2 separate regions of the Homo sapiens genome follow, and region 2 is linked to region 1. Evidence: read pairs that join two places in POLR2A ChIA-PET (ENCODE). Cell type or tissue: HCT116. All regions are shown on one strand. Each heading gives the region's core, and the rest is flanking DNA. Links, peaks and the distances in the headings are about the cores only.

Region 1 (5,379 bases), core at 246-5,245:
GTCTTCCCCCGGCCACTCCTGAAAAGGAGCTTGGAAACCCAGTACAGGCGCTCGCTTGAGTCACAAGGTGTCGTTGTGATCCTTTGCTACACGGCTTCCAGCCTGAGACACCTTCCCAGGGATGTGGGCCGGCCCAGGCTGGGAGGGGATTCCAGGCCGTGCAGTGTGAGTGAGTGAGTGTGTGTGAGTGTATGTGTGTGTATGGCGGAGTTTGGAGGGGGTGTCCATGTGAAGGAGCAGGCCTGGGCTGTGCCCAGATTGCTAATGGCTCCCTTCCTCCCCCAAATTGTTGGAGCCTGGAGGTGCCTGTCCTGATGCCAGCGATCTTTTCACTGGTGCAGGAAGTCCATTCAGCCCTGCATTGCTTTTAATGAGTTTTGCAAGCAAGTGGCCTCTTCCTGTGACTCATTCTGCCTTTTGTGCACCGGAGATTGTGGTTTTAAGTTTCACTTTGGAAAGTAACCACCACTTCTGCTGCTTTCTCCCTGTTGGAATCTGAACAAGTTACATTCATTTTGCAACAAAGAAATGTAAATGTAGGAGCCGCCAGTCATATTTCTGCTCTGATTGTAAAAACATCCTTTTCCGAGATGGTTGACAGAGCCAAGCTAAGAAGAAATGGTTTATATTTTCAAGTAACACATTCATTTGGGAACTCCGTATTTCCCGCTCCCCCCACCCACCAAGTTTGCTTTTGTTCTTTGTCTTATTGATTCGTATTTCAGGGAGATCCTAAAAAATAAACAGTGCTTGTTGGTTGAGTGAGGCGGTTAACCTCTAATTTATTGAAAGAGACTTCATTCTGGACAAAAGTTTGTGTTCTTCCTTCATGCAGTACACAGAGGATGACCATAAGGATAATTTCTTGTACAGTAAAATGTTTTTCCTTCGGACCTTCCACACAAATCCGCTTATGGTATCCGAATAGATGAATTTCTTAGGATTAGCGAGTATATGTTAAGTGGACAAATATTATACAATATTTTTCCTCAAATTTAAATAATGTAGGCATATTTAAAATGTTAGTGTTGAACTAAATTTTTTATATAACTTTATTTAAATATGTACAAACATTGAACAGTAGCTCTTACAGCATTATAAAACCAAAATTCATTTAAGTACAGATAAAACTATAGTGCTAATCAGCTGGACACAGTGGTTCATGCCCAGCATGAACTCTCAGCACTTTGGGAGGCCGAGGTGGGTGGATCCCTTGAGATCAGGAGTTTGAGACCAGCCTGGCCAACATGGTGAAACCTTGTCTCTACCAAAAATACAAAAATTAGCCAGGCATGGTGCCACGTGCCTGTAATCCCAGCTACTTGGGAGGCTGAGGCAGGAGAATTGCTTGAACCCGGGAGGCAGAGGTTGCAGTGAGCCAAGATTGCGCCACTGCACAGTGAGACTGTGTCTCAAAAACAAAAACCAAAACAAAACTACAGCGCTAATAGAGTTCAAGTTAATATTAATGGTACGTAGTGGAAAGTGCTGATGTATTGAAGCTAGTGAAATGATGTTGGATTTGGGCTTATAATAGATGTATCTGTGCTTTTAGTTTCATTTGTCAACTTGATTCTTCTGACTTGAGCATAATGGACCACCATTAAAATCATCATTATAACGCTGACTTCTGCAAAACGCGGTAGTGAAAAAGTTCTTATTCCATATTGACATCTACATTGACTGCCAGTGAACTGTTGCAAACTTTTACACCAAGGATGGGATCTCCTTGATCCATTGCCTCACAGGACAAATGTGGCACTGACTTGGATTTGGGGACTTTAAAGTTCAGCCAGAATTCATTGTCCTGATTTTCTCTTTTTGAAGTGCTGTAAAGCCTTGGTTTGGAGGTTACATGATCATTTCGCTTACTCAAATCCTTGGCACACTTACGGATGTACAGGGAGCGGTCCTGCACTCCGATCCATCCTTGGGCAAAGGCTCAGCGGTCTCATGGGAGAGTAGAGCTGCTCCTTCCATGGGGAGGAGAGAGGAGCAGGTGAAGAGACCTGCAGGAAGCCACTTCCAGACCTGCATGTGCTCTGCCGCCCTCTAAATCACATGGAGAGGCTGGGTGTCTAAAGTAATGGGTGGGTAATCCTATTTTTAGAGAGCCAAAGCAATTTTACAACTTTTCATAATGGTTTTGCTTGCTTTGGGAGCAAGCTGGTGGATGGGCAGGTGATAACGTTTGCATGGATTTTTGGGGGTCCTGGGATGGGAGGCAGCTTTCTTTGGGGATCAGGGACACTGGTCTGGGTACCTCTCATTCCCACAGGCACCTCCTGTTGCAGGAACGGGGTCAGGGTGCAAGGTAGCTAAGCAGTCTCAAAAGCCTGAGGTCTGACCAGATTTGTGAAGTGCCTGGAGAAAAGATGGGGGAAGGGATATTAGCATGACACCTCCAGATGAGTGGGATGGGGGCAAGGGTGGCCTTATGCACCCACCTCTCCACCCCTGAGACACCAGGCTGATCAGAAAGCACCACCCCTTGGGGATTCCGGAGATGCCCTTGACATCCACGGGAGGAGGAAGACTTTGACCTTGACTTGACTTTGGCTCAGAGGAGGCCTGGCTTTTTCTTTCCACAGCAGCAGCAGCGCCTGGCAGTCTGCATCATTTCGCCACAGTGTGAAACCATTGGCTGATGTATAAAGGTGAATTTCAGACCCAGGGGGTAGTCTAGGGTGTCCATGTACAACGTATGAAAATGTGAGCTTTAAAAAGGGCAAACATTAAAATTGAGGATGTCCTGTGTGTGCCTGGTAGTAGGTAGTATCTCACTATGCTTGTGGATAACACATGGTTTTTTGAGGGCACTCATAACTGGTTGATGTGCTTGTTCTTATGTTCCTTGAAGCAAATCCTCTAGGGACTTCTCTCAACTGGCACAACAGTAGATGGCCTTTACAGTAACGCACCTTCGAACATCTCATCTGGCTGACAGCTTGCACATTCTTTTTTTTTTTTTTTTTTTTTTTGGGAGATGGAGTGTTGCTCTGTGCTCTGTCACCCAGGCTGTAATGCAATGGCATGATATTGGCTCACTGCAACCTCCGCCTCCCGGGTTCAAGTGATTCTCCTGTCTCAGCCTCCCGAATAGCTGGGACTACACACGTGTGCTGCCGTGCCCAGCTAATTTTTGTATTTTTAGTAGAGATGGGGTTTCACCATATTAGCCAGGCTGGTCTCAAACTCCTGACCTCATGATCCACCCGTCTCAGCCTCCCAAAGTGCTGGGATTACTGGGGTGAGCTACCACGCCCAGCCCAGCTTGCACATACTTTAGCTCATTGGTCACCCTCCTCTCCCCAGTGGAAGCCCCAGGAACCTCTCAAGGCCCAGCTTCAGCCTCACCTTCCCTGTGGTCTTCTTCAAGCAGACCCATACCAAGCTCTCTGTGCTTTGGAAACTGCCAGGTAAGACATAACTGTTTATTATCATTTCTATTTCCAAATCACTGTTTACAGTCATTAACTTCATTTTATTGAGGGGAAAATTGAAATTCAGAGACTTTTGTCTAAGGTCCTCCAACTAGTAAAAGGCAGGACTAGGATTAAAGTCTCCAAATCCAGAATGATCAGAGAGTCATCAGGCTCTGTTTCACTGTTTCCAGTGAGGTGAAGTGGGGAGGCATCGGAGCGACAGCCACGTTGTATGCCTGCTGCACGAGCCAGACCGCAGGACAATACTCAATGAGAGGCACCAACATCCATCCTGGCTGAGCTGATGATGGTGAGAGGCCACAGAGCCATGAAAATGACTTGGAGCAGCCTCCATGTATTCCTCAGGGTTGAATCATTGTGTGCACCACAGAGCATTTGCTTTGTAAAAAAGCTAACACTGTGAAAAATGGGGTAGGCACTTCCTGTTTTGACCAGGAACAAATGCAAACCAGACCCTGCTCCTCTCACCAGGCAGAGCTTGCTCTTTCAATTCAGAGATATCTTCAAGGACCCAATTATGCTGTGGTGCGGAATGGAGCATGTATGTAACTGAGGTTCCTGCCAAAGACATCATCTCCTGGCTGAATGGCAAGACTGGCCAGGACACCAGGAAACTGAGACTGATTGGACACACAAGAATGTGAGCTGGTGAGACAGTGGGACACAGGACTAAGCAAATTATGTTTCTCTTCTGCCTTCTGTTCTTTGTCACTAATGTAACAATAGAGTAATAATACAAAGGAGTGACACGTTCAGTTGCTGAATTCCTGATGTATTATATCCTGGTGGAAATGTTCACTGGGGTGGGGCTTCCTGTATATGTGGGGGGCAGAGACAGGGAGTTTGGAGACCCTGAACTTCAGGAGATCTGGGAGAGATGGCTGCTTGTCCTCTGAAGAGTTCTGCTTTCCTTGCATATTGTAGAGTAGTGGCTGAAAAGCAGCTGCCTAGCAGGGGCTGTATTTTCCAGCCCCCGCCCCCATATTAGGTGGGGTCATGTCACTCCATCTTGCCAATGGGAACACGAGCAGCAGCGACCTGAATCACTTCTGGGCCAAGGTAGTTAAAAAGCAGGTGTTCCTTTGTCACCTTCTCTGTCTCTGTCCATCAACTAGAAGCAAAGATCTCTAAGGAAGGAAACTGGGTCCCTGAGTCACTCTGTGGAAGGTAGCCTGCCAAGTACTAAAATGGACTTTGTGTGAGTGAGAAGTAAACTTCCAGCATGGTGAAGACTCCAGAATGTCTTTCAGATACTTTTTGCATGCTAAGACAGTTTGGGTACTTAAGATTAGTGACTAAAGCAGTGAACAAAACAATGAAATCCCTGTCCTCACGGTGCTTGCACTCTGCATGACGGACATAGAAACCAATAACATGTCGAGTGGTAATAAGGTCTGCAAATAAAAAAGGAGCAGGGGAGAGAGGAAAGTGGAGTGATGGAAAGGCACCATTTCCCAGAGAACGAAGCAAGGAGTCCACCCCTCTACTGCAGTGACATTAGAGCTGGGGGCACGGGGTGAGGAGATGAGGGGCTGGCATGGCTAGAGCTTAGGTGGTGGAGGTAGCAGGAGCCCAGTTGTGAAGGGCCTTGCAGACCACTGTAAGGGGAAAACTGAGAGGAGCTGAACTTGGGGAGAAAACCAAGTTTTCTTTGGACGTGTAGGTTTGAAAGAATGATTAGACATCCAAGAAGACAAGTCAAGTGGGCAATGGATATGCCACTCTAATTTTCACGGGAGAACTCAGGACTGACAGTGGGCATTTGGGCATGATTAGTACACAGATGGTGATGAAAGCCACAGGGCAGGATGAGCCCAGGGAGAGACTGAAGGGAGTAGAGAAAATCCAAGGTCCAAGGACTGTCCAGGTGTCCCTCCTGAGAGGAGACCTTCCCTACCCTGAAAACACCCATCACTTTTACCCCCAGGTAGAC
Region 2 (5,379 bases), core at 134-5,133, 140 kb before region 1:
TTCTTAGTGTTCAGAGTCTGCTTTTTTACTCATCACTCGTTCATCAATTTTGGAAGATTCTCAAACATCTTTTCAACAACTTCTTCTTTGTGATCTCCTTAATTCTCCTTTCTGGCACGATTAGACACAAATTTGAACCTCACTGTATCCTCCATGCCTCCTAGCTGCTGTTTTACTTCTTTCTTAATCTCTTTGACTTGCTGTGCCTGCTGGATGCTTCCTTACTATATTTTACTTCATTAATTCTCTCTTTTATGTTTCCTGTTAGGTTTTATCTACTATATTGATATTTATGTTTTAATTTCAATGACTATGTTTTTCATTTCCAGTATTTCTAATAGATTCTTTTCCTTTATTTCATTGTTTAATTTTTGATATGTTTCTGTTTCATAATTTCTCTTTTTAATGGAGGTTATTCCTTAATCTGTGTCTATATGTATCTCAATTATTCTCATTTAACAGTCATTATCAGATTGTTCAATAACCTGATAATGACTGTTAAATGAAAATAGGATACATCATGATGTAAGTCTATATTCCAAATATTTATTTTGTGTGCTGTCCTTAGCATTAGACATTTTGCTTGAGGGCTCATTTTGAGTGGATTTAAAAATCTTGTTGTGGTTTTTTTTTTTTTTTCTCTCTCCTTTAATACCCCTCACACCAACTCCTAGTCCTTTGTTCTCTAGCAACAAGGCTGGGTGATTTGAGGGTCCACCCTCAGTCCTGTGGTTTGTAGTTGCCTCCCCAGGTCCGGGGGCACAGTCCAGAGCCAGGCCTTATAACAGCACTTCCAAGCTCCCGTCTTACAGTGATATGGGGAAATCTGGGCTCTGAATGAAGCAGCCTTTGGTTTCCTTCCTGCTTGAAAGGTTGGGTCACTTCCCTCTATTGCCTTGGCCCTAAGCAGTAGGGCTGCAGACATGTTTAAGCCTCTTTTCACCAGCATAGGAAATCCCTTCCCAGGATTACCTTCAGTGTGAAGCCTGGCTCCCGTGTCCCATCTATGCTTTCCTCCTCAGGTGCTGACCTCCAGCCATTACCTCTTTCCAGGCCAGAGACTGTGCCGGGCCTGTGGCTTCAGCTCCATTCACCATGCACACTTCTAATCTGTCTTTGGTTCTTGCACACTGACTGCTGTTGGAGCCCGGCTATGTCATATTTGCTTATCCATTGATATACTGTGGGCTTGGATCAGAGGGGGTGATTCAAAATACAAGTTCACTATACCATCTTGACCATGAGCCACAAGCATGCTTTCTCTCCCACTTCAATATTGATCAAATATCTAAGAAGGAAAGAAAGAATAGAGCCAGTGGCCTGGCATGAGAAGCCTCCATCCAAGTTGATTTCCATATTTCTTAGAAATAGGAATGTCTAAATGCTGTGCTTGATACACTATTACCCAACCCAGGTTATCCAACTATCCTTTAGAGCATCATGAAAGATCTTATCAAATGCTTCTCTGAAACCCTGACCTACAATGCGAGTGTGTGTGTGATTCCCTTGATTTGCCAATCTAACTATTCTATGAAAATGGAAAGCCTTTTCCTTAGCAGAGTTGTTACTGTGAGTTCTGGGGGCTGTCACTTTCTTACAGGCTGTTACCCTAACCCTAACCCTTGTTTTCCGATCTGAAGAATGACTCACTTGGGGGAACCCAGGATGAAGTCCACACACTGAACATACCTTGCTGTGCATCCTAAGGAAATGCTGGCATATGTAAAGCAAAAAGGCATCTGTCCTTACTGCCCCAGGGATTTTGAATATTTTTGCTTTCTGTGAAAATGCCACTAGAAAGTTTGGTCCCCTTTCCTTCTTGCCTTGGCACATACTTGGCACATACTTGGCACATACTTGGCACATACTGGCTGTGTGGCTTCAGTAAGTCACTCTGCACTTGGGTGGCGTCATCTATAAAATGGGTTGCTGTGCAGATTAAACAAGGCAGTGCAGTGGTTCCCAAATACTAGAAACTCCTGGGAGCTTTGCAATGTTCCGGGTTCTACCCCTGTTGATGTTGACTCAGTAGATTTGAGTGGGGCCTGGGAATATGTAACGCTAGTGAATTCTTCAGTTGAATCTGATCTTGTGGCATAAGTTTCTAAAGTGCTTAGCAAATAGTGCTTAGCAATAAGGAGCACGATACGTGCCCTACACATGCGTCCACCTCCTTCTTTCCTCCCCCACCTGCTGTCTCCTCTGCTTTCCTCCCAGGTACATGGTGCTCTGGGTGTTCCCAGTTTGTGTCACAGGAGAAAACCATAGGACAAAAATCATTTAAATTGCCCTTCTCCAGATGTTTTTGATGAAAATAGTCAGAAAAAAGGACAATGCTTACCTCAAAGTTTTCATTTAAATTCTACCTCCAGATATCAGGCCTATCCTCTTCCCTTTGTTAAGCCCCATGATACAGAGATAAATAGGATTCTGGCTCTGCCCCTGAGATCTTAGGAATATATTTTCAGCCTGAGAAATTTAAGGCATTGAGGCCAGCTGAAGTTGGAGAGAAATATTATTTTTGGGTAGGGACTGGCCAAATCCTACCCTAGAGGCTTTCTCTAGACTTGGGCCCAGTTTTGATTGGAAGGAAGATTCAGGGTCACTGTGACAGACAAGATGGGTCCGATAGGTGGAGCTAGAGAGTCGGAGAAATAGAAAAGGCGGGGCACTCGTCCTCAAGGTCCCAGCAAGGCCAGGTACAGTCGTGGTCCAAAGGTCTGTCAGAATCACCTGAACAACATTTTTTTTTTTTTTTTTGAGATGATGGAATCCTAGGTCCAGCTGAAATTTCTGGCATTGAGCCTTGGGCATGTTTAGCAAATTGCCCATGTGACTCTGATGTGCAGCCAGGCTTGGGAAACACTGATCTGGAGATCCCAGAATTTTCTAACGTGACCCGGGCACTCTGCTGAAAGATCTGGTCAGCAGTCTGAGCTGGTCTAAATCTAGAGCCCTGCACTATTCGGAGGAGCTAATGAGAAATGCTGACTCCCAGGCCCCACCTTGGACCTGCTGAATCAGAATCTGCATTCTCAACAAGCACCCCCTTCGGTGGTTCGTAGTTTCCTCGTGGTGTGAGTGGTCACCTGGCACAGAGCTTCTTGTTTATATCTGAAACTATCCCTACCATGGGCACTCCCTGAGACAGGGATCACATTTTGCCCTTGGCACCTCTCTGAGCCTCAATTTCCTCATCTTCAATGGGGGTGGCAATGATATTTGCTGTACCTCCCTCTCAAAGTTCGTAGGGGCACTAATGTCTGACTCCCACATTAGATTGTGAATTCTTGGGGGCAAGAGCCATATATGTGTGTGTGTGAGTGTGTATATATATATATATATATATATATATATATATATTTTTTTTTTTTTTTTTTTTTTTTTTTTTTGAGATGGAGTCTCGCTCAGTTGCCCAGGCTGGAGTGCAATAGCAAGATCCCGGCTCACTGGAACTTCCGCCTCCTGGGTTCAAGTGATTCTCCTGCCTCAGCCTCCCGAATAGCTGGGATTACAGGCCTGAGCCACCACATCTGGCTAATTTTTGTATTTTAGTAGAGGTGGGGTTTCACCATCTTGGCCAGGCTGGTCTTGAACTCCTGACCTCAGGTGATCCACCTGCCTTGGCCTCCCAAAGTGCTGGGATTACATGCGTGAGCCACCATGCCCGACCAAGAGCCATATATTTTTAAAATTTCTGCATGCCCAATGCCTAGCATTGCATGAATTAGTCATTTTGGAACAGAATGATAGAACCCTTGAAACAGAAAAGACTTCATAGATTGTACAGAATAATCCACTCCAAGAATGTGTGAAGAAACTAAGGTGAGGTTTAGGTTGTTATTGTTACTCGAGCCTATCTGAGAGGCTCATGCAAGGATTCAAAGAGCACGCCACCATGGCTTCTAGTCTCCATGATGTCCTTCTTCTTCCTTGACTCTTCAGAGCTCAGCTCTGCTCCAGCATCTTGGTAAAGCTCCTCTGACCCCTCTGGCCACTGCCACTTCCGTGCCCTCTGAACTTCTGCAGCATTGAGTGTCTGTGTCACGTGTTTGCCTGCAAATCCTGGGCTGGTTTCCTTCTACCTTCTGTCCTTGTGTATGTATCTGAAGCTTGCAGCGCTATATCATAATGCACCTACCAAGTTCTCTGAAGATGAGTCCATGGTCCTTGGTGTACCCCCATCTGCTTCCCAGCCCAGCACCTAGCACAGGGCTGAGCACATGATAGGCATGGCTAAGTTTTAAAATATCTGTTAATTTTATACTCTGGGTTCTCTTCAGATTGCATGCATCTTTTGCCTTTTACTAAACATCTGTTAATTTTGTTAAAATATAAAATCTCTCACACATACAAAAGTTATAAGAAATAATATAAAAAATTCCTGAATCCTCACCACTACGTTAAGAAATATACAAGCAGTATTACAGCCGAGGTTCTCTATGAACCCATTTTCTCCACCCATTTTTCTCAGCATCCATGAATCTCGATGATCATCCATCATCTGGGCTGTCACATGGCTTCTTTGGTGCTCCTGCCCATGAAATAAATACCTGAAAACCAAGGCCCCAGGTGGTCATGAGGCTACAGTTCATTCAATTCAGTCGCTGCAGAATATTTATTGAGAGCCTATGATGTGCTGATGACTGTGTTGGGAACTTGGAGTACTTTGGTGAACAAATCTGCCAAATATAATATATCGAACAAAACAACTCAAAAGTAAACACCGCCTTCATGGAGTTCACATGGTGGGCAGTTCATAAACAATTAATATAGTAAATATGTAAATGATAGAACATGCCCAAGGCTAAAAGTGCAATGGAAAAAAATGAAGCAAGGTACAAGGACCAGGGATTCGGACAGGGAAGGGCCAACCATGGTCGGCAGCTTCATTGAGTAGATGAGATCTGAATGAGACTTGGGGATGAGGGAGCTGGCCATTTGATTTTGGAGGAAAGGAGTTGCAGGGGGAGGAAAAGCCAGTGCAGAGGCCCTAAGGTGGAGTATTTGAGGAATATGAGGAGCTCAGCATGGCTGGAATGGAGGCAAGAGAAGGCATCTAGAGATGCAGTCAGGGTATGAGGGGGAGGGGAGGAGCAGATTGGTTAACTTCAGGTTCTTTCCTCACATGGGTTAAAGCAGAGGGGATCTCCCTATTACGCCAGCTTAGGGTAGCTGGGCCCCTTTTGACTGATTGCTGTGAAATTCTGTTTTTTTGTTTTATTTTTGTTTTTGCGGGTGGCCAGAGGGAAGCTGGCCTGTTTAAGGATTTGGCTATCATCTCTGTCTTGATTTATTGGCAGTTCAGATCTCACAAGGAAACAGCTTAGGTTTTGGTTTGGTGAGTGGAACCTTAGCATGAGTGACTCCATTTTGGGT

Evidence for each region. Peaks named below come from ENCODE experiments on the same cell type or tissue, not always from the same donor. Only the 100,000 strongest peaks of a DNase experiment are listed, where the experiment ranks them.
Region 2: POLR2A ChIA-PET joins it to region 1 with 5 read pairs; 1 of 35 experiments calls an interaction of 5 or more read pairs at or near these places.

Annotation. Positions count from the first base shown.
Region 1 is chr2:11,830,010-11,835,388 of GRCh38, forward strand. LOC105373430 (a long non-coding RNA gene) reads left to right here and starts at 2,213. Exons shown (of 5, transcript XR_922803.3): 1 at 2,213-2,657; 2 at 3,316-3,419; 3 at 3,617-4,094. RefSeq lists an enhancer at 32-748. In HCT116, for the core only: no CTCF peak of the experiment used is centred there; a DNase peak (open chromatin) is centred at 382; H3K4me3 peaks cover 707 bases; H3K27ac peaks cover 1,254 bases.
Region 2 is chr2:11,690,461-11,695,839 of GRCh38, forward strand. It overlaps a transcript of LPIN1 not described here. Among named protein-coding and RNA genes, the nearest start is that of NTSR2, 23 kb to the left of the region's middle. In HCT116, for the core only: CTCF peaks have their summits at 2,626 and 2,829; a DNase peak (open chromatin) is centred at 2,631.